4 separate regions of the Mus musculus genome follow, and all the other regions are linked to region 1. The links are chromatin loops, found by intact Hi-C in ENCODE. Cell type or tissue: left cerebral cortex. All regions are shown on one strand.

Region 1 (5,000 bases):
TGCTCAGGAGTTTGGGGGGCTTAAAGGATAGCCTTTAGAACTTTATAAAAATCAATAATAAAAACCAGAGGATGTGGGAAAGAGGATAAAGGCAGTGAGGGTTTCAGGGGAGGACTTAGGATGAAGGCTCTAGGAGAGCTTCCTTAGCCTCTCGCCATCAGTCAGGGAGCTCTCAGGTCAAGGAGAGAAACAGAGATTCCCTGAGCAGGACTAAGGAGCAGCTTGAAGAGAATATGTCACAGTTTTGGAGGAAAGACACCCTACATAGAGGGGGGAAACATTAGGATGGGGGAGGAATGGGGGAGGGAGAGGAGAGGGAACAACTTATATAGTGCATGTAGCACGGACCCTTATAAGGAACAGATAGATATTGTTTTAATTAGTGGGATGCATGTACTGTGTGTGTGTTTATATGACTTGATACATATGTGAGAATCAATCAGGAGAGAGAGAAAGATGGCAGAGACCTCTCCAAAGGCAGGAGAGCTAGAGAAGGCCCAGGTACAGGGGCCCCAGATGGCTCACAAAGCAGCTAGACAAGGAGAACAACCTTGCTTGAAAGAAACCAAGCTACCTGAGGTCAGGCTCTGAAGTGAGTCTGGCAGAAACAAAAGGCATGACTTATGGTTAATTCACTCAGGGGTGTGATTTGCCACCATCTTGCATTCCATGATCTGTCAGCATCTCATGGTTTGTATGGTCTGAAGGAGAGCCTTGTCTGAGTTGACAAAGGAATCAGTTGGGTTGGCAGAGAACCAAGAGACACAAAGTTCACTGAGACCAGAGTGAAGACATTAAGACCTCTGAGCCTCCAACCATGTGGACATACATTTTGGAGCTAAATTGACAGTAGATTTAACAGGATTCAGGTGGGGCTGAACACCATGAGCACATGACTATAAAAGAATAACTAAGACCCTACTGGGGCAAGGCCATGCTTAGGAAACTCATGGCTTGTCTGTCCATGCTGCCTTCAGTTTTCTTTCATATGGTAAACCAGAAGCTGGAACCCAGGTCCTGGTGAAAGCTGCTGTTACCGACTGAAGGCAAAATGCTCCCTATAAGTTTATACATTTAAATATTGGTCTCCAAATGGTGTCACTGTTTTGGTAGGTTGTAGACTCTTTGAGGCCTAGGTAGCATTAAGTGGGACTACAGGAGTAGGCTACATGGTTATAGTCTACTCAGATGGGGACCTGAGTTCTGTTCCCAGCTTTACCCAGCAGCAAGGGCACATTCCTGCCAAAGCCAGAAGCTACTCCTGCTATGTCACAGACCCACCTACCCACCCATCCCCCAATACCCTAGCTTAGTCAATCCTCAGGGAAAAAGCCTATTTGTGGTCTCTTGTGCTACTGGAATTGAGTCTCTGCTGCAGAATAAGGATAAGAACCTGCAGTGGCAGGTCCTTGTTGCTTCTCACACATTCTGTCCTTGGTGGCCTCCTTAAGAGCAGTGCCTTGATCTTAAGCCATTCACTGCCTCCACAATGCCAAAAACAGGAGGTTTCACCTCGGTTTAACATAGTGTCCGGGAAAACTCAGTGTCCTGAGGAACGCCCCTCTTGGTTGAGGGTGTTAATGTGGCCCCAGTCTTCCAAGCACTCCTGGAGCTCCTTCAATCAAAAACACTCACTCACCTCCCCAAGTGGATGCCTCCCTAATTCCTCCTGAGAGCCCACTTGATAAGAGTCCAGAATGTTCTTGCAAAGGGCAGTGAATCTTCCCGTGGTGGTACTCTGTCTCCACCCCAGGGAGAACCTGAGGGTTTCTAAGGAGAGCCAGGAGGCTGGCTAAGAACAAAGGCACGACTCAAAACACCATTTCAATTTCCACCTTTTCCTGAAAAGCACCTGTTTTCCTCTCTGTCAGCAACTCAGGCTCTGTGCTGAGGAAGACTCATCGGAAGAAGGTGAGGGCGACACCCACCAGCATCTGAAAGACTTCCTGAGCAGCTCAGCAGCTCAGCAGCTCTCACCTTGGGCGGGAACTGTGTCTTCCGGAAGTGGCGGACTTGTTTCCGTGGGGAAGATCTTTCTGGGACGACCGAGACTAAAGGTGAGCTCCGCTCTCAGGAACTGACCCAGCGAGTGCTTCTCCTGCCTTGCGGACACTTTTCTCCTGAGATGGTGAGCAGACTCCTGGCCCAAGTTCACTGCGCCCCCTCCAAGGCCAAGTGTGAGAGCAGGTGTAAGAAAGGGGTGCGCGCCTCAGCGCTGCTCTGGACGCGCGGCGCCCCCTGGCGGCAGGATCCGAGGCTGAGGCAGGATCAGAGAGCAGAGGCCACTGAAGATCTTGTGCTTGTAGGAGTGTGTCTCTACTGGTCTCTAAGGCTTCATGCTCAGTAGGTACTCAGACTTTGCCTTCAATCACGATGTTTCTAATTAAAAAAAAAAACACTCATTTCACTACTTTAATAATCTTGTGTATACAACATACCTCGAGGTCATGAAACTACAGTCCATAAAGAGTCAGAGAAAAGTAAAACAACTAGATCAGTGTTACTCACCCACAGAGACCTGTGTGCAGAGCACATTTTCATTTGTGAGGATGCTTCAGGCTCTGAATAATTCTTATGATGTTTGACCCATGGCCAATTTGGTGGCCACCATCAGATTTCCCACGACAAACTGAAAAATGACGATGAGAACTACATGGAAAATATGTTCAACCACTTGAAAGGAAAGCTTGTATCTGAGAGAAAGGAAGCCCATGACTGAGGAAGAAGGCGGTCCAGAGATGTCTCAGACAGAGAAAACACTAGTTCCTTGTATTTTTTAGCTACTAGTGGTTTTGAAAGATATCTTAGCAAATGTCACTTCAATTCTGATATCATTGAAGAGGGTGGAAACAAATGTTACCTAACATCTCAAACGGAAAGTCATCAGGTTTGTCTAAACATTCTTCCTGACATAACAAGTACCTAAGCAATCAACACCGTTAGGGGCTGGGAAGACGAGGCAAGGAGTAATGCTCTTGCTGGACTCGCATGAGCACTGGGATGGTGAGAACCCCACACCCAGACTCTACTTGAAAATGCTGGGAGGGGTGGCAAGGGAGCCATAATCTACATGTTCAAGTCAGAGGAGGACTGTTAAGAGCTAGTTCTTGGGCTGGGCGGTGGTGGCACACACTCAGCAGGTGGGAGGCAGAGGCAGATGGATTTCTGAGTTCGAGGCCAGCCTGGTGTACAAAGTGTGTTCCAGTACAGCCAGGACTACACAGAGAAACCCTGTCTCTAAAAAACAAAACAAAACAAAACAAAACCTTCCACTGTGTGATCCTGGTGCTTTACTTGGCGTCCCTACCATGGAAAGAGTGGGATAAAGAGGTGGCAGGAACTCCTCAGTCAGTGTTGGTGTGAGGCTGCTACTGTCTGCACTACTAATGCCAGTGTCCAAGTTAGCCAGCTCCACAACACCTCTAATGCCCCACCACACTGTGAATGCCAGTGCAGGGATGAGCTGCCCCGAAGCAACCCTGTAAGCAATGCCAGTTACTAAACACATCCTCCACTTTGGCCTGTGTGCTGCTGGTACAGTTTATTAATGTGTGTCTGGAAGATGATTGGTGAAGCTCTTATTTTCTCCTTGAGGTGTGTTTGATCCCTGTGAGCCTCAGATCAAGAAAACAAATAAAGTGTTTCCATTTCCCAGGAAGGAAGTTAACAGAAGTTCTCATGACTCTCAAAGGGCAGTTTGAGCCCATGTAAGAACAATGGTCTCTACAGTAACCAGTGAAGTCCAGAGCCTGTGTTATGCTTTGGAAAAACTTCTCATTTCTACCTAGAATGTGCTGTGAGGAAAGGGGATGTAGGAGCTAGGGATAGGCTCAGTCAGAAAAGCGCTTGCCATACAAACATTAGGACCTGAGTTGGATCCGTAGCATCTATGTTCATAACTGAGGCATGGTGGCCAGCCCTTGTAAATTCTAGCTCTGAGGAGGCAGAAACCAGAAAATCCCTAGGACTCTTTGCAGCCAGTGTACCCTAATAGTTTAGTCCCAAGTTCCAGTGAGAGACTGTTTCAAAAGGTGGGTGGCGGGCTCCTCTGCAGACATGTGCACCAACCTACATGGGTAAGGGGGTGGAGAAAAGAGACAGAAGATGTGTTTTCGGGGGTCACATTTATTTGCCTACTTGGATAAGAAGCCAACAGGGATACAGTGGAGGAGGGGCTGTGTCAATCAGTGGTCACTCTCACTCCCCAGGATTGGGAAAGACAAGCAAGGCTTTGTGTCAGTATGGAGGAGGTGGCTTTGGCACACCACAGCCACCATTCAGAACCCAGCCAGCCCTAAGCCTCCAGCTGCATTTTAGGAGAACCCAGTGCTCACAGGCTATGTGATGGCCTCCTGCTGCCAACCTCCTACTTACCCCATCCCAAGCTGTGCGCTCAGCAGCCTTGAGCTGGGCTGGCTCATGGCCACTCTGGCTTTGTTGTTCTATTTTTCCTGGCTTTGCTGCAGCTCTGTTCAGTCACCCTAGAGAGTAAAGCATGGCCTTCAGGTCAGTTGCTCTGGGGACAGAATTTAGATGCATCACAACTGGCTGTCCTAGATGCCTTCACAGCCCTTCATGCCGAGGTCAGCACTTGCCCTCCTGCCACCCCTCTGCCCTGGAGACTGGGTCTCTGTACTGACACAGCAAGGGTTTGGCATTGGGGATGAGGTGGGAGGCCTGGGAGAGATTGGAAGATGGAGGAAGGGAGTGGTGCTTTGTCTGGGGCCTCCTTGAGGACAGGGTCTATTCCCAGCTGCCCAGGTTCTCCAAACCTTCCCTCCCTTCCTGTCCAGAACAGGCAGCCTTGGTGACTTCAAACTTCTGCTCATCCCGTTCAGGCTCAAAGTCACAGCATGCTGGCTTTAGAGCATCCTCAGTGTGACTCCTGCCTGTCCCGTTTTACTCAACTTGTTACTGTCACAAAGTCACTGAGGTAATCCACTGACAAAGTGAAAAGGGATGTTGTGACTCAGAGTTTTGGAGGGTCTAGCCTAGGGCAG
Region 2 (5,000 bases), 320 kb before region 1:
GAACCAAATGAGTAAAAGCAGTTGTGAATTTTCAATGTAAAACTTTGAATTTTGTCACATTTCTGTCTCTGGGACTCTGGATTGATAGAATTAGTTTTCAACAAGGATGTAACAAGAGCTCATATGAACGGGAAGTTGATGCTTGATGGTTTACTTTTCATGCACTTGGCTTAATAAGTCAGAAAGGGGCTTTCTAATTGGTCAAGCAAATGGATTCGGATTACCAAGGGAACTAGAGAGAGTATGACAATGTGGAGTAAGGAGAGACTATATCTGGAGAGAGATTGCTTATGGGTTAAGAGTACTTGTTTTTGCAGTGGTCCTGGGCCCCAGATGGTGGCTCATACTACCTGTAACTCCAGTTCTAAGGGATTCCATAGCCTCCTTTAGCCTCCTCAGGTACCAGGCACACACGTGGTGCACATACATAGATGCAGAGAAACATTCCTACACATTAATAAATGAATCTGAAAAAAGTGTTTTACAAGGAATATATCTGGAACACAGGTGATTTTCTGGGGGCGTTCTGTTAGAATGACCTGTCTAGCAATATCATGTAATGGAAGATGACAGTCACCTTATGTAGGTAAGATTCTCTCAGAAATAGTTTGGAGTCACCTAATGGATCAAAGACCCTGTGATATAGGCTGAGACATGAAGTAGATATGAAAAGGGTGAAAGCGATATGCTAAGGTTTGTGTCCAGTTGCAAAAGTGAGGAGTGTTGGGTTATTGTGTTGCTCCTTACATTATGATTATAAATTGTGGCTATGTAATTGTCTGTTTTGAGTCATGCAGCTTCATGCTTCTTGTGATTTCATCCTGTTTCATACAACGTGGTTTAGTTGCACTATGCTGATGTCTTCAAACAGCACTTCGTTCCATTTTTCAAGACTGTGACTTATCTGGGAGGTTCTGCTTTGCCAGGTGTGTGAGCTAGATTGCTTCTTTCCAATGCATTTCCTTTTCAGTTAAAATGAGTAGAGGAAGCTAAGCATGGTGGCTGATGCCTATCGTTCTAGTACTAGAGAAGTTAAGAAAGGATCATCCCAACAGGTTCGAAATCAGCTACAAAGTTCCAAGACAACCTGGGCAACAGAGTGAGATCCTACGGCAAGCAAGCAAGCAAGCAAGCAAGCTGACCAGATTAGTCACTTCTAGTACTTATAACTGGAAAAAACAAAAACAAAAACAAAACAAACAAACAAACAACAACAACAAAAAAAACCCCAAACCTGCTGGAATAGATATGGATACCTGAGAGTGGGTTCCAAACAAAAGGTCTTGAAAATGTGGGCTATCTGGAATTGATCATCATGCTCAGTGAGACTTGGCCTCAGTTACTTTTCTGTTGCTGGGATGAAACATCCTGACAAAGAGCAACTTAAAGGAGGAACGGCTTATTGTGGCTCACAGTCTGAGGGCACAGACCAGCAGGGTGGGAAAGTTCTGGTGTTTAACACAGTGAGTCACATCACACCCACAGCCATGCGCAGAGAGAAAGGAATATACGCATGTTTCTTGATTGTTCTCAGTTCAGTTTTTCTCCTTTTTCTAGTTCTGGACCCTCTGCCTAAGGAGTAAAGGCACAGACAGTGAGCGGGACCTTCCAACACAAGTCAGTTTAAGACAATCAGTCTCTCACAAGCAAGCAGGCACACATGTGTTAATTCCTCTATTCTTGGCTGTGGATGTGGTGTGACCTGCTGTCTCGGTTTTCCAGTTGTGATGGACTGCAAATAGCGCGTGACTGTGAGCTAAAATAAACCCTTTTTGTTAGGTATTTAATCACAGTGACAGAAATGAGAGCAAATGGAAATTTAATGAATACTTAATTTTCCCTTCACTGGTTTATTATATATTTCTTTTATGTTTTCCTAAATTTTCTGGTCCTTTATCATATTTTTTGTATGTATTTATCTGCCCATCTATTTCCCCAATCACACAGATATACACACACTTATATACATATACATTTTTCTATATATGCTACGTATAATCATTTTTTGAAGCTGTTAATGGATTTCTTTAGCCATTGGTGGCAATGATTCATCCTACATGAGGGTTTGCCACCTGGTGTCAACTGAAAGTTACAGTGAGCCTCTCTCCTCCCACACAAACACCTGGAGGTGCCCTTCACTCTTTGCTTGTCTGAGGACCCCTAGTTGCTAGCTGGGAGAGGAAGTCAAGAGTTCTCCAGTAGGCAGACAGCTCTAGGAATCCCAGGGGAAGCCAGGACTCCAGTATTCTATTTGTTATCTCCTGGCCTGTCAGTTCAATCTGTACTCTGTTGCTCTCTCTTGACAGTGTTCGCTGAGCAGCTCCTTAAATGCCAGAGGCTGTTCCAGACACTAGGCACAGTGTTGTGGCTTCTTCTGGGGAGACATGGACAAATGTCTCTCTGTGATGGTTTGAATTAGAAATGATTCGTTTCACAGTTGGTTTAAGAGGTACAGCGTTGCTACTGGAAGCCTGTTGGGCAGGATGGAGGGTCATGTGCTTTTACCTGCTAAGCCATGCTGCCTGCCCTCTTTTAAAGACTTTTTTTTTTTTTTTTTTTTTGTGGCAGTCTGTCTATGTCACCCTGGGTGTCTTGAAACTCCCTATGTAGGCCAGGCTGGCTTTGAACTCAGAGATCTACCTGCCTTTTCGTCTCAAGTGCTGAGAATAAAGGCGTGTACTACCTGATCCAGCTACCTTTATACTATTGTGTGTGCACTCAGTAAAGACAATTTAGGGGAGTTAGTTCTTGCCTTCCACTTTTATGTGAGTTCTGGGAATCAAACTCCAGTTTGTGGTGTAGATGCCTTACTGGTGGAGCCATCTCTTCAGCCCTGAGGGTGTGTGTGTGTGGTTTCTTTCTTTTCGTTTTTTAAAAAAAAGATTTATTTATTTTATTATTTATTTATTTATTAATATTTCTGGGTTTTTTTTCAAGACAGGGTTTCTTTGTGTAGCTCTGGCTGTCTTAGAACTCAGAAATTCGCCTGCCTCTGCCTCCCAAGTGCTGGGATTAAAGGCGTGCGCCACCACCTTCTTTTATTTTATGCATGAGTACACTCCCATTGCTCTCTTCAGAGACACCAGAAGAGGGCACCAGACTCCATTACAGATGGTTGTGAGCCACCATGTGGTTGCTGGGAATTGAACTCAGGAATTGAATCCGTGAGCCATCTCTCCAGGCCGGGGTTGGTTTCTTAACCTCGTTTTATAGGCGCTTCTCACACAGTTGCTTGTGGTTTAGTCAGATCCCAACTATCTCTCCTCTCTTCCCTCTCTCTCTCTCTCTCTCTCTCTCTCTCTCTCTCTCTCTCTCTCCCTCTCTCTCTTAACTATTCACTCATCCCATTAGATTCACTACTGCTAGGTAGACTGGCACTAACCTTAAAATTTGTAACTTGCGAACGTGACTATTATTGGTTTATTCTAGGGCAAGAGATAAAAAATCATGGGTGACTTTGTGCAGGACCCCTAGCGTCCCCAAAGCCCGGACTAGGTTTATTGTGAGCATACGGTACTGTGAGCGAGGTCTAGTGACGCTCTTCTGCGGCTTTCCCGCGCTCCCCGCGGGGCGTCCCTAGCAACGCGCGGGCTGGTTCTCAGCTCCGCCCCGCGTGAGGCAGTGAGGGCAGGTGCGCCTGCGCGCAGCCGCAACCGCCAGTCAACTCGCTTCCCCTCCCTTCCTCGCCCCTCCCCCTCTCCTCCTCTTCCAAAGGCGCCTGGAGCGCGAGGCCAACATGGAGCCTGAGGACCTGCCGTGGCCTGACGAGCTGGAGGAGGAGGAGGAAGAAGAGGAGGAGGAGGGCGAGGAAGAGGAGGGGAAGAAAGAGGTGGAGAACGCCTCGGCGGCGGCGACCGAGGAGGCCCTGACCTCTGAGGAGAGTGGGAGACTGGAAGAGTTCGAAGAGGCGGGGCCCGACTTGGATTTTAACTACGAGTCCCAGCGGCAGGAGAGCTCGGACGAAGAGGAGGACGAGCTGGCTAAAGCCTGGCTGCAGGCTCACCCCGACCGTCCTGGCAGTGCTTTCTCTCTGCCCCCTCCCACGCCTCCGCCTCCGCCTCCGCCTCTGTCCCCGCGGCTCCGGTACACCCCAGTGGAGCATCTGGGCAAGACTGAGGTGAGAAGCGGCTCTGTAGCCCGGAGCTGGGCTGTGGGGAGGAGCGGGGCTGAGGCCAAGCGACTGTAGAGATGCTTGAGCTACTGAACTGGGTCCAGGATATCGGGACCTACGCGCTGCGGGTCGCCTTGCTTATGGACTGTACACCTTGCTTGTGGGGCTGGCAGGTTCTTTGTAGTCTTAGGTTCTTCCTGACATTGACAGCTCCGTGTTTCCTGCGCCTCTCAGTGGATCCGTTTTTTTTTTTTTTTCGTTTTGTTTTGTTTGTTTGTTTTTGTTTTTAAAGTAGGGCAGATAAGACAGATGGCGCTGGGAGCCGGTACTCCCAGAGCGAGCAGTTAGAAAGGCTTCTTTGGCAGGAGGTGGGAGCTGGGGAGGGAGTCTAGGGAATAGCTAACTGGTGGAGAGACGTTTAGCATTTAACACCTTAGTTTTATTGAAGTGCAAGAAACATCCCCCCCTCACCCCCCCCCCCCCACTAGGAATTATTGTTGGTTAAGTATTCTGCGTGAGCTTTTGTGTGTCTTCCCGCCCATTGTGTGTCTTTGCACTTGTAGCAATTAATAGGTTCCTAGCCAGTGGCAGGAACTTGGAATGAAAGAAAGCTTGTGAGGCAGCTCTGGTCTGGAAAATTAGAAAGCACCAAGTTAGGACCAAATAGAGGAAGAGCCAAGTTTACAGAGGTCCTACCAAGATCATTTTGAAACTAACCGTGCTATTAATGCTTTTTAACTATCAGGAACTGCGTTGTTGGTCAGTATGGTCACGTGTGGTTCTTTACATACGAATTAGTTTTAAGTAACACTAGAAAGGCTGGTGGTGTATTTAAGTGGTAGAGAGGTCTTGCCTAGTGTGTGCAAGGACTTGAGTTTTCAAGCCCTAG
Region 3 (5,000 bases), 69 kb before region 1:
GGTTTGGGGTGGAGTGCTGGAAAGGTGGCCCAGTAATTAAGAGTGTTGGCTCTTCTGGCCTTCATGGGCACTTCATGCACGTGGTGCGCAGACATACAAACTGGTAAAGCACTCATATGCATAAAAATAATGTATTTTTAGAAAGTAGGTTTACAAGGATATTAAGGCTCTAGAGTTTTGGTATTGGGGGTCCTACCCCCATTCCATACTTATCCTGTTCAGACGATTATGGGATGGACAATTAATAGGAGTCCACTTTTATCTTGACCTCCACAGTTACCTTCTGGGAGGTCATGATGTTCTGAGGGCACGGAGCTAGAGGCAACAGAGACCTCTATCCCTCCTTGTGCACTAAACATCCCATGCAAGAGCCCTAGCATCCCTTCCTCAGGCCCCTTCCTCACTCTTACCATGTGACCACCCTGTTCCAAGTTCAAACTGACAGCAGTGTCCACAATAAGAAGCTGTGTGGGTACTAAACTAGGAGCCCCCCCCCCCAATTCACAGAGATAGAATGACAGGCAGAGGCTGATTCTCCAAATACAATCTAGTTCAGTGGGGAATCTCAGGGCATTGCAATGCTGTATATGTTGCCCACACAGGGCCTGCTTTCCAGTGGCTGGCCCAAATAAAGGAGAAGACTTATGTAACATCCTTACATAACCTCTCTTGGCAACAAAGACAGAAATGGAGAGGTTATCAGACAGGTTAGCAGACAGAGCAGCACTGTTCCCACAGTGGCAGACCAGTACAAGATTGTGGTGACCTTTTAGCAAGATGCAGTTCTAGTTTAGTCTTCAGTGAGTATTGCTAGTTTTGGGGCACACACCCTCCAGATCTCTCCTCTGTGACCAAGCAGCCTCCTTTGGTGACTTATGCATCAGGGGAGGGTCTGACTGAAGTGAGCCTGGGCAGATGAAGATAACCCACACAGCATCTCTGCAATTTACCAACACATCTGTGTCCTTGTGTGTGTTCAGTGGAATGGAGGATTTTCACAGAGATGTGGGCTGAGGATGGGCTTTAGGGCCTGTCTGTCCTCAGCCCTTGCAGTCTGGCCCTCAGCCTCACTTTCCAGAGCAGAAGCTTCCAGGCAAACTCCTTCCAGATTGGACAGAATCCATCTGGAAGAAGCTGGCCAACCAGGCTTCCCTGCCTCCGGGGAGGTGATAAATTCCTTCTGGCCTGAGTTTCTAATGGCCTGGAGTTGTTAATTAGTGTGGGGATAAGCTCCCTTGGGGGAGTGTGGGGTTTCTAAGCATAGCAGAGAGAGTGCAAAGGTCCTGTGCTTTCTTGATGCTGAGCGCAGCCCCACCCTCCACTCTGCTGATTTCTGAACTCACAGTTCATAGTTTCAGGTTGTCATGCCCCCTAACTCCAGGCAGATTCCACATCTCTAGTGAAGTTACAAAGCCAATTTTTGAGGTTCACTTTTCTATATAAAAAATCCTTAAGATTTATCTGTGATACTAAAAGGGTTAGGCCTATTTGATATTTTTCTGGTTTTGACCCCAAATGGGTCTTTTCTTTTTTCTTTTCTTTTACTTTCTTCTTTTTTTTTCTTTTCCTTTTTTTTTTTTTTTTTTTTTTTTTTTTTTGAACAGATAAGGCTGAATGTCAACCGAGCAGCGAAGGAGACTTCTATTCTGAGCACATGCCCTTCTAAGAAATTCTATTTGGACTTCCTGGTTTATAAGCTGAGGGTAGGACCTAAATTGTCCATGCCTGAGGCTCCACAGAGTCAAGAGAGACGCTGAGCGTGGAGCTTTAAATTGGAGGCAATGCAGACTTACAATAGAACCCATTAGGGTTCATATCCTAGCCCTGCCTCTAATGACTGTCTTTAGCTTTCAGTCCCCTACCCTATTTGTGTAGTTGGGGGGGGCGGGGGTACAAAGTGGCACCTCCCACTGAATCCCTAAATGCACTGTATACACAGGTTTGGTCTCTTCCATTTTTCTTCTTCTTTTTTTCTCTTTTCTTTTCCTTTCTTTTCTCTTTTTGTGACTTTTAATCCTTCTAAATGTTTTTCTTGCTTCTTGCTGAAATCTCTACAACATAAAATTAAGCTTTTGCACTATGAGACTTTGCAGCATTTGGCCCACTGGCAATGTTTTGGTTGCTGACATTTCTCAAATGCTAGCCATTCCCAGTACAGATGCCACCCGGTATTCCTACAGCAGCAGCTTCCTGGTCTGTCTCTGTAAACCCTGGGCACCAGGGCACAGTCTGCACTCGATCTAAGGTTTTGTCTTGGCTCTTCTGGCACAGTTCCTACTTGCTACGAGGACTTCAGCAGCCTGAGGCACCACTGAACCTCCTGCTACTCCTAACTCACCGTGTGACCCAACAACCCAGTCTGCCCATCCAGGCATGGGTACAGGCACCTGCGCAGCATCTCTCCACCCTTCAGGAAGAGCTGAGCTAGCCATACTAGACTATAATTGGATCCCAGACCTCTTTGGAGATGCTCCACTCATACAACATCCTGGAAAACGACCTCAGGTTTCCAGAAAAACTCAAATCATGTTACTTGCCTTGGGGATTGAAGATGCCTTGTATCCACTTCTGGGTTGAACGGGTCTCAGGCACTTTGGCAGCTGGTGTCAGAGACGAGGCTTTCAGGAACACAGGCCTCAATCTCAATGACTGCCACGATGCAAGTTGGACACAGTATGTATCTTGGCTCAAGAGTTGGCAATCTTCCTCTGCCCTTGAAGAGTTCTTGCGTCAGAGTTCTCGTGGTGAGACAGTCTTCACATTATCCCCCTTCTTAGGTACTGTAGAGCTCGCTCCCTGGCCCCTGGGAGCTTCCCAGAGAACTCCACTGAGGGTGAAGGGAAGACCACTTTGTTCTTGTGAAGCTGGTGTTGCCACCCTCAGATTCTAAAGTTTAGATGCAGGGACGACGCCATTGTTGGGGTTCCAAGGAGCCTCCTGTGGGTCTCCAGAACTTCCTTTCTGGCTGAGGGAGGGAGCAGTCGGTTGTAGTAAGAAGCACTGAACTCGTGGGGGCGCTCTTTCCTAGGAAGACAACCTGCCCTTCCCGACGCTCTTGCTTTGGGATACCAGCATGGGAAGACTTGTTTCCTTTTGAAGTTTCCTCGGATGATATCTTTAATGCTGCCTTTATTTCCAGATGAGGAATAATCGTTAAGACTAAAATAGTAGAGTTAAAAGGAAAGATCAAGCTAGGAGTCCAGCAGGCTAGTAGAGACTTCCACCATCAAAACTTCCTTCAGAGAAGCAACAGGTAGGTGGTGTGTGTCATCACAAGTGGGGAAAAGTTTTGAAAACAGCAGGAGGTGGCTTAGAACCGTGAGTGAGCTTGTCAGTGAACTTGTAGAAAGGTTTTTAGGAAAGTGTGAGACAGATGATGAAGGCAAAGACCAGCTTTCAAGGGAATGTGGGGATTGGAGACTATTGCAAAAGCAATTGCTAAGGGCGCTACTGGCAGGAGCTTGTGCTAATCCTTCCAAATGCCCCTGTAAGGAAGCCCCAAGTGAAAATGTAGCTAGCAGCAGGGGGCGGAGTGTGCCTGACCGCCTCGACAAATAAAGTGAAAGAGATTAAGGGAGGCACATGTTAAATTCAAGCCTCCCCATAGGCGCGCGCGCGCGCGCACACACACACACACACACACACACACACACACACACACACACACACACACACAGAGAGAGAGAGAGAGAGAGAGAGAGAGAGAGAGAGAGAGACACACACATGCTTAAGCATCTGCATACATATGTTCATCTACCCATGTGATTAGGTGCGTTACATGCTTGCCACATTCACTTGAAAAATGTTAAATTGGCCATTTTGTTTTGTGCAGCCATGGAATTTTCTGTCGTTAATAGTGCGAAACAAAAGCCAGGCAAATGTGCATTTCACCTTGACTATGGAGGTGGTGGATTTTTGTCTTGTGCCAGATGTGGAAAAAACTTTCTCCCTTCTTTCTTCTTTTGCACTGGTGGGAGCATGTGTGTGAGGCTTCCATCCACATAGAAACCACCCCAGTAGTTTACTTGTTTAAGTTTCTGAGGACAATGGGAAACACAGTGGCCTTGATATTTAAATGTGTTCCTGTTGTGGCTCTCTGTCTCCATCACTTTCTGCATTCAGCTTTATTTTCCTGCTCCTCCATCACTCCTGGTATGAGTTTTGTAAAAGATGATGTTCGAGGGAGGACACATTGAGGGGCTGTGTGTAGATTCTGAGGAAGGAAATAGGGTGCAGAGGATCATTTTTCATTGTATACATGTTTGAAATTCTCAAGAATAAAGAACATTATAATTAAAAATAAAAAGACCACAGTTTTAAAATGAAAGGTTAAATTAATCTAGCAGGTTTGTCAAGCTTCACACAAAGCACTGAGTTAGCTTTGTGCTAAGTGACATTTGCCTGCTGCCAAATGGCAATTAAGTGGTGTTTGTCTCTCACTTACTCTTTGTCCTACAAACTCTCTCTGTTTGAATTCTCTGATGTCCTTTTCCTTTTCTGTCCCTTTCACATCCATTAGGACTATGAAATGGCAAAGTTAATGGTTTGTCTTTCTAATTAAGAAGTATTCACATCTCTTTTGTTAAATCTTTTAACCTGAATTTGAGCGTCTCCATTTGAGCAAAGTCCCGGTAAAGACTGTTTAAAATAAAAGTAAGGTGTGGGCTTATATTTTTCAAAACCTACTTTAATAAGTGCTCTTCAATGCTTTATCCTCCCTTCTCGCCCACCACTCGCCAGAGGCAGTGGAAAGGAAAGGTTAATAGGGCAAAGGTGAATGCGGACCTGTTTAGAAAGAGTTCTTTGTAGCAAATCCAAACTGCGTTGTCAGAATATCAGCAGTTCAGTTCATATGAATCCGCATCGGTAGCTTGATCCACTTGCAAACACCATTCATGAATCAGCAAAGGCAGTTCTCTCTAGAGGAAAGCTCGAGGCCCTGTCAATCAGCCCAAGTCTTTGGAATTAGCAAGAAGCCACTGGAAGACCAGAAATTCTTT
Region 4 (5,000 bases), 430 kb before region 1:
GGGTGACCCACACTCTATAAGTAATCCTCACCCATGTTCTGTAAGTAAGCCCAATAAACACCATGGTTCAGCAAGCTGAATTCTGGTAGCACTACTTGGTACACCACAGATGGCCCTTCTGGGAGGAGCAAGCATCTATCTGCATCACCACAGGAAGAGGGCACTCAGTGCTGCCGACTGGACTGTCGGCAGATAGGCTGTAGCCATACCCCGCAACCCCAAACCCCCATTGCTCACTGTTAAAATGAAGCAGGGCCTTAGGGGTGACAGGGGTGGCTGTGAGCACCAGCATCTCCAGTCCCTTCAGGCCTTCCCGGCAGACCTCAGCCGCCACCTCCTGGGTAATCTCTGACACGTGGTCCAGCTCCAGGACCTGCAGCCGCATACAGTTTCTTGCTAGGAGAGGAAGAAGATAGGCCTGGTGACAAAGTCCCCGGCCCCCCTGCCCAACCACCCAGGCTGCAGCCCCCAACGCTCGTGGGACTTCACAGGCAGCATCTCACCCTTGCCTGCTTCTTGTCTACATACTCCAACCCCAAGCAAAGACTCACCAAGTGATGCCAGGCCCTGTACCCCACAGCCGGCACCACCTACGCCCAGGGCCCGGAGGTGGGGCCAACAGCGTCCAATCATCTGCAGGCAACGGTTGCTGAACCGGGTGGGCTGCTGGCTGAAGAATGGAAAGTGGACAGTGGTCAGGGAGGCATCGCACTCCCAAGTGTGAGAGTCCACGGAGGATTCTTTTCATGCCTCAGGCCTTGCCAACAACCCAGCTGGCTTTTTAAGTCAGAAAGTAGCTCATCTCTGACTCTGTCCTCTCCCCTTTCACTACACCAGGCAGCTTCAGATTCCAGAGCCACCCAGAGCTGTAGACCAGAGCCCCACCCTGGTCTCTATTCACCCTGCACCTGGTGACCAGCTCCTCATTGGGCACCAGGTAGTTATCAAGTGTGCGTTACAGCCACGCTGTGGAATGCAAGGTGACAATGAAGACACAGCTCCACCCTTAAGAGCACACCCTGGGTTCTCCAACAACATTTGTCATCTGACCTTTATCTGCCGCTGCCACCTATCCTTGAACTAGAAGCCATCCTCCTGCCTCAGCCTCTCAAGTGCTCAGATTACAGACCACACCTAGTTTTTGATAACTTTATTACTTTTTTTCTTGTTGTTTAGATTTTTTTTTTTAAGAAGTGTCTGATGCAGCCCAGGCTGAGTGACTTCAAAGTCATAAAGCTGAGAAACCCTCTTGCTTCACCTCCCCAATAGCTGGGATGACAGGTGTGTACCACCATGTCTGGCTCAGTAAGTTTGCTAAAACTGACAATCGCCCCAATAGCTACCTAGTACTCTCTAGATGATATACACAGGCCTTCGTCCCCCCCTCCCCCACCCCAAGACAGGGTCTCTCTGTGTAGCTCTGGTTGATATGGTAATCACTCTGTAGACTAGGCTGGCCTCGAACTCAGAGACCCACCTCCCCCTCTGCTTCCCAAGTGTGGGAGTGAAGCTATATGCCACCACAACCTGGTGGCTCTGCATCTTTTACCAAAGCCTTCATGGCATCTCCCCACTTGCCTTCCCATATCACTGTCGGCTCGCCTGCCCTACTCACTGCCAATCTCATCCCTCAACATTCACTCAGGCATCAGTATCTCTGTCATCTGACATGCCTGTGGCAGCAAGGACACAGAAACGGACATTCACAGTCTGCCTTGAGAACCAAGTCTAGCAGAGGAGCTTGAAGTACAAATTACTACAGAATAGAAGCTATCAAGAGTCAGGATGGGGGGAGGGGGGCAATGGGAACCAAGTAGGGACCATAATGGCAGACTCCAATAGTGATAGTGTGGGAGGAGCCGGCACGCTGGGGAGATCACTGGGAAGGTAAGGGTCAGCACACAGACAACCTGGTAATGTGAGGAAGTCCCAAGCATAGCAGGGGAAGATTCACCCCCTGGCTTCTCCCACGACAATAGACTTATTCTTGTTTTGAGATGGAATCTTGCTAAGCTGCTCACAGAGGTCTCAAACTCACAATCTGAGCACTGGAGTAGCTGTGACAACAAGTGTGTGATACCGTTCCCAGGATCTTCTTTGTTATTACTGACTTCCCTGACCTGCCTATACTATGTCAGGATATTGTTGGCTGAACGCGTATTTAAAAAGTGTCTATGGACAGGATGCCGCTGAGCCAGTAGTAACAGCTCTCATAATCAACACTGATTCACAGGGTTGAGTGGCAATGCCAGGCTATTAGGATGGCTCAGTGGGTAAAGTCACTTATCACCAAGCCTGATGACATAAACTTGATCTCAGAGACTCACATGGTGAAGGGAGGGAGGGAGGGAAGGAAGGAAGGAAGGAAGGAAGGAAGGAAGGAAGGAAGGAAGGGAGGGAGGGAGGAAAAAGGGAGGGAGGGAAGGAAGGAAGGAAGGGAGGGAGGGAGGGAGGGAGGGAGGGAGGGAGGGAAGGGAGGAAGGAAGGGAGGGAGGGCTCCTATAAGTTGTTCCCTAACTTCCACATACATACCTAATTCCCACGCCAAAATATGTAATAAAATAAATTTTAAGTGGCACTGCCAGCAAGCCAGAGTAAGACTCCAGGTTTCCTATTACAGCCCTGCTCCTAATTAGCAACACACTGATCAGTAACAGCTCGGTCCTCAGCCCCAGGCCAGGCCCACTGCTGTTCTCTCCTTAGCCACCCCCTTGCTTAGACTTACCAGGGGTGAAGTGGCGCCACCTGGAGGGAGACAATGTCTCTGCAGCCTGCACCCAGGGCCCAGATCACCTCATGGCCGACGGGGTCCGTGGCACTCCTGTGGAAAAGCCGAAGCTCAAGTAGCCCCTGTCCCCACTAAGAGGCAAGACCATGTGGTACCTAAGACCATGTGGTACCTAAGACCATGGTACCTAAGACCATGTGGTACCTAAGACCATGTGGTACCTAAGGACCTTGGGAGCCCAAGGCACACAAAGGGTGAGTTGAGCTTCCGGAAGAGAGGACCCACCTGTAGGTGACAGCCTGCAGGGCACGGCAGTAGCAGCTGGCCAGCCAGAGGGACCGGTCAGTGAGGATGTTGGGGCAGTGGGAGATTCGCAGGATCAGCAGGTTCCCACCAGCTGCCTTCAGCAGGGACTCCAGCCCTGCTTCAAGGCAGCCCCTGGGGATGACCAACAAGGTCAGGGAATTGCTGGTGGTCACTTCCTCATCTGGGAAGCATTCCCAACCACCCACCCACCGACCACCGCAGGCCTCACCGGGTGCTGCGGGCATACTCCTCCTTGCTTTCCTTCTTCCCCCGCTGCCGGGGCTTCAGGTTCTGTAATGTTAACGAGTGAGCCTGGGTGCACCACTGAGCCAACATCGCCAGGAACTGGGAAAAATCAAGTGATATGAGTAGAGGTCTGAACTGGACTGGCTGGCTGGTGATGGGTTAGCCCTGAGGAGGAGGCACTGTGACAGCATCTTGGGGAACCGGGGCCGAAGGGGTTACTAGTCTTGGGCCAGTTCTGCTGCACAAAGTTGGGCTCCCAGGAGGGCAGGGGCAGGCACCTTGGAACAGACTCGGGCATTCTCAAGTAGCACTCTCGTCCAGACAGCGGGATGGCGGGCCACAAAGCGCCAGTCCCGACAGACCTCTGCTGCATGGAGCAGTGTCCGGGTATCCAGGTAGGTGAAGATACAGAAGAGGGCAGCTCGCATCTTGAGGATTTCTGGGCTGATGACCTCATTGGAGCGTGAGGGGCTACCTCTCTCCACCCGACGGCCTCGCCCGCTGCCTCCTTCAGGACGTGCTGGAGAACAGCAGGGTCAAAGGAGACAGTGGAGAGTAAAAGACCAGTCAGGGTTGTGGGTGAGGAGCCGGGGAAGGGCAGGACCTGCATGGGTGAGTATGAGACCTCCCACACCACTGGGGACTAGCCTCCTGAGAAGACAACATGGCCTCTGCCTTCCCTTTCTTTACAAGTACCCCATATTTTGCTGATTGGAAAAGGGAGTTGTCTGTTCCTTTGTCACACGCCCAAAACTTTGCAGACAGGGTCTCATGTATTCCAGCCTAGCTTTGAACTCAAGCCCAGAATGGCCTTGAATTTCTGTTCCTCCTGAATGTGCTGCCCAAGTGCTAGAATTACAGGTGTGCACCACCGTGTCCAGTTTTAGGGGCTGGAGCCTGAAGCCACAAGGATCTAGATAAGCACTTCACTGTCTTCTGAACCACCCACACTGCCACCCCAGAGACTTTCTATTTGTTTGTTTGTTTGTTTGTTTGTTTGTTTGTTTTTTGGGTTTTTTGGTTTTTTGTTTTTTTCAAGACAGGGTTTCTCTGTATAGCCCTGGCTGTCCTGGAACTCACTCTGTAGACCAGGCTGGCCTCGAACTCAGAAATCTGCCTGCCTCTGCCTCCCCAGTGCTGGGATTAAAGGCGTGCCTCACCACGCCCGGCAAGACTTTCTATTTAAGGGCCACCCTGACTCTAACCCTTTAAGCCTCCCATATAAGTACAGAGCTACCCCCTCAAACCCCTGCTCTGCGCCAGGTGCTTCAGAGCTGAGAATAAACACTCAGCTCCTCTTCCTGCCTGTGATGGAGCCCACCATGTACAGACTCCTTAAATGGGGCATTCTTAGGTCCCTGCAGGCCCACCCTGTCACATAAACCCTAGCTCCAAGCTTGAAGGGTACTTGATAGGTAAGCAAAAGGAAGGGGCCAAGGGTTACCACCTCTACCCTGTGTCCCCTGTGAGAGGCTGCGTTGCCTACTCACTCTCTCAGGACTTACCAGAGAGCCGGCAGCTGTTCAAGGGGCCAGCCACAGCAGGTCCAGGGCGTGGGACATCTGAGGGTCCTTCAGCCTCTGACTCAGTAGTTCGGGAGCCCACATCCGAAACGTCACCCTCCTCCCCCTCGGTGCTGTGACGACGAGGTCGGCGTTGCCAGTTCTGGATGGCCTGTCGTCTTAGGCCTGAACTACGAGGGGCCTGGGACCGCTCTGAA

Evidence for each region. Peaks named below come from ENCODE experiments on the same cell type or tissue, not always from the same donor. Only the 100,000 strongest peaks of a DNase experiment are listed, where the experiment ranks them.
Region 2: a loop joins it to region 1, with 2.1 times the contacts of the local background. A loop is called at or near these places in 19 of 42 quality-filtered maps.
Region 3: it touches region 1 in a loop (5-fold over the local background); 21 of 42 quality-filtered maps call a loop at or near these places.
Region 4: a loop joins it to region 1, with 2.6 times the contacts of the local background. A loop is called at or near these places in 5 of 42 quality-filtered maps.

What each region holds. Positions count from the first base shown.
Region 1 is chr6:85,902,735-85,907,734 of GRCm38, forward strand. Nat8f4 (N-acetyltransferase 8 (GCN5-related) family member 4) reads right to left here and starts at 2,204. Exons shown (of 4, transcript NM_029331.3): 1 at 1,978-2,204. In left cerebral cortex, a CTCF peak has its summit at 2,267 (motif pointing left); DNase peaks (open chromatin) are centred at 2,217 and 4,325; H3K4me3 peaks cover 574 bases; H3K27ac peaks cover 2,968 bases.
Region 2 is chr6:85,583,910-85,588,909 of GRCm38, forward strand. Alms1 (ALMS1, centrosome and basal body associated) reads left to right here and starts at 3,622. Exons shown (of 23, transcript NM_145223.2): 1 at 3,622-4,117. The coding sequence starts at 3,737. In left cerebral cortex, a CTCF peak has its summit at 3,089 (motif pointing right); DNase peaks (open chromatin) are centred at 3,065, 3,659 and 4,422; H3K4me3 peaks cover 1,599 bases; H3K27ac peaks cover 659 bases.
Region 3 is chr6:85,834,020-85,839,019 of GRCm38, forward strand. It overlaps a transcript of Nat8 not described here. Among named protein-coding and RNA genes, the nearest start is that of Nat8, 4.2 kb to the left of the region's middle. In left cerebral cortex, CTCF peaks have their summits at 3,002, 3,244 and 3,500 (motif pointing right); DNase peaks (open chromatin) are centred at 696, 3,031 and 3,398; H3K27ac peaks cover 2,342 bases.
Region 4 is chr6:85,474,843-85,479,842 of GRCm38, forward strand. Fbxo41 (F-box protein 41) reads right to left here. Exons shown (of 13, transcript NM_001289675.1): 5 at 4,786-5,000; 6 at 3,559-3,800; 7 at 3,264-3,379; 8 at 3,014-3,166; 9 at 2,726-2,821; 10 at 552-670; 11 at 238-396. Among named protein-coding and RNA genes, the nearest start is that of Fbxo41, 26 kb to the right of the region's middle. In left cerebral cortex, a CTCF peak has its summit at 2,750 (motif pointing left); a DNase peak (open chromatin) is centred at 2,752.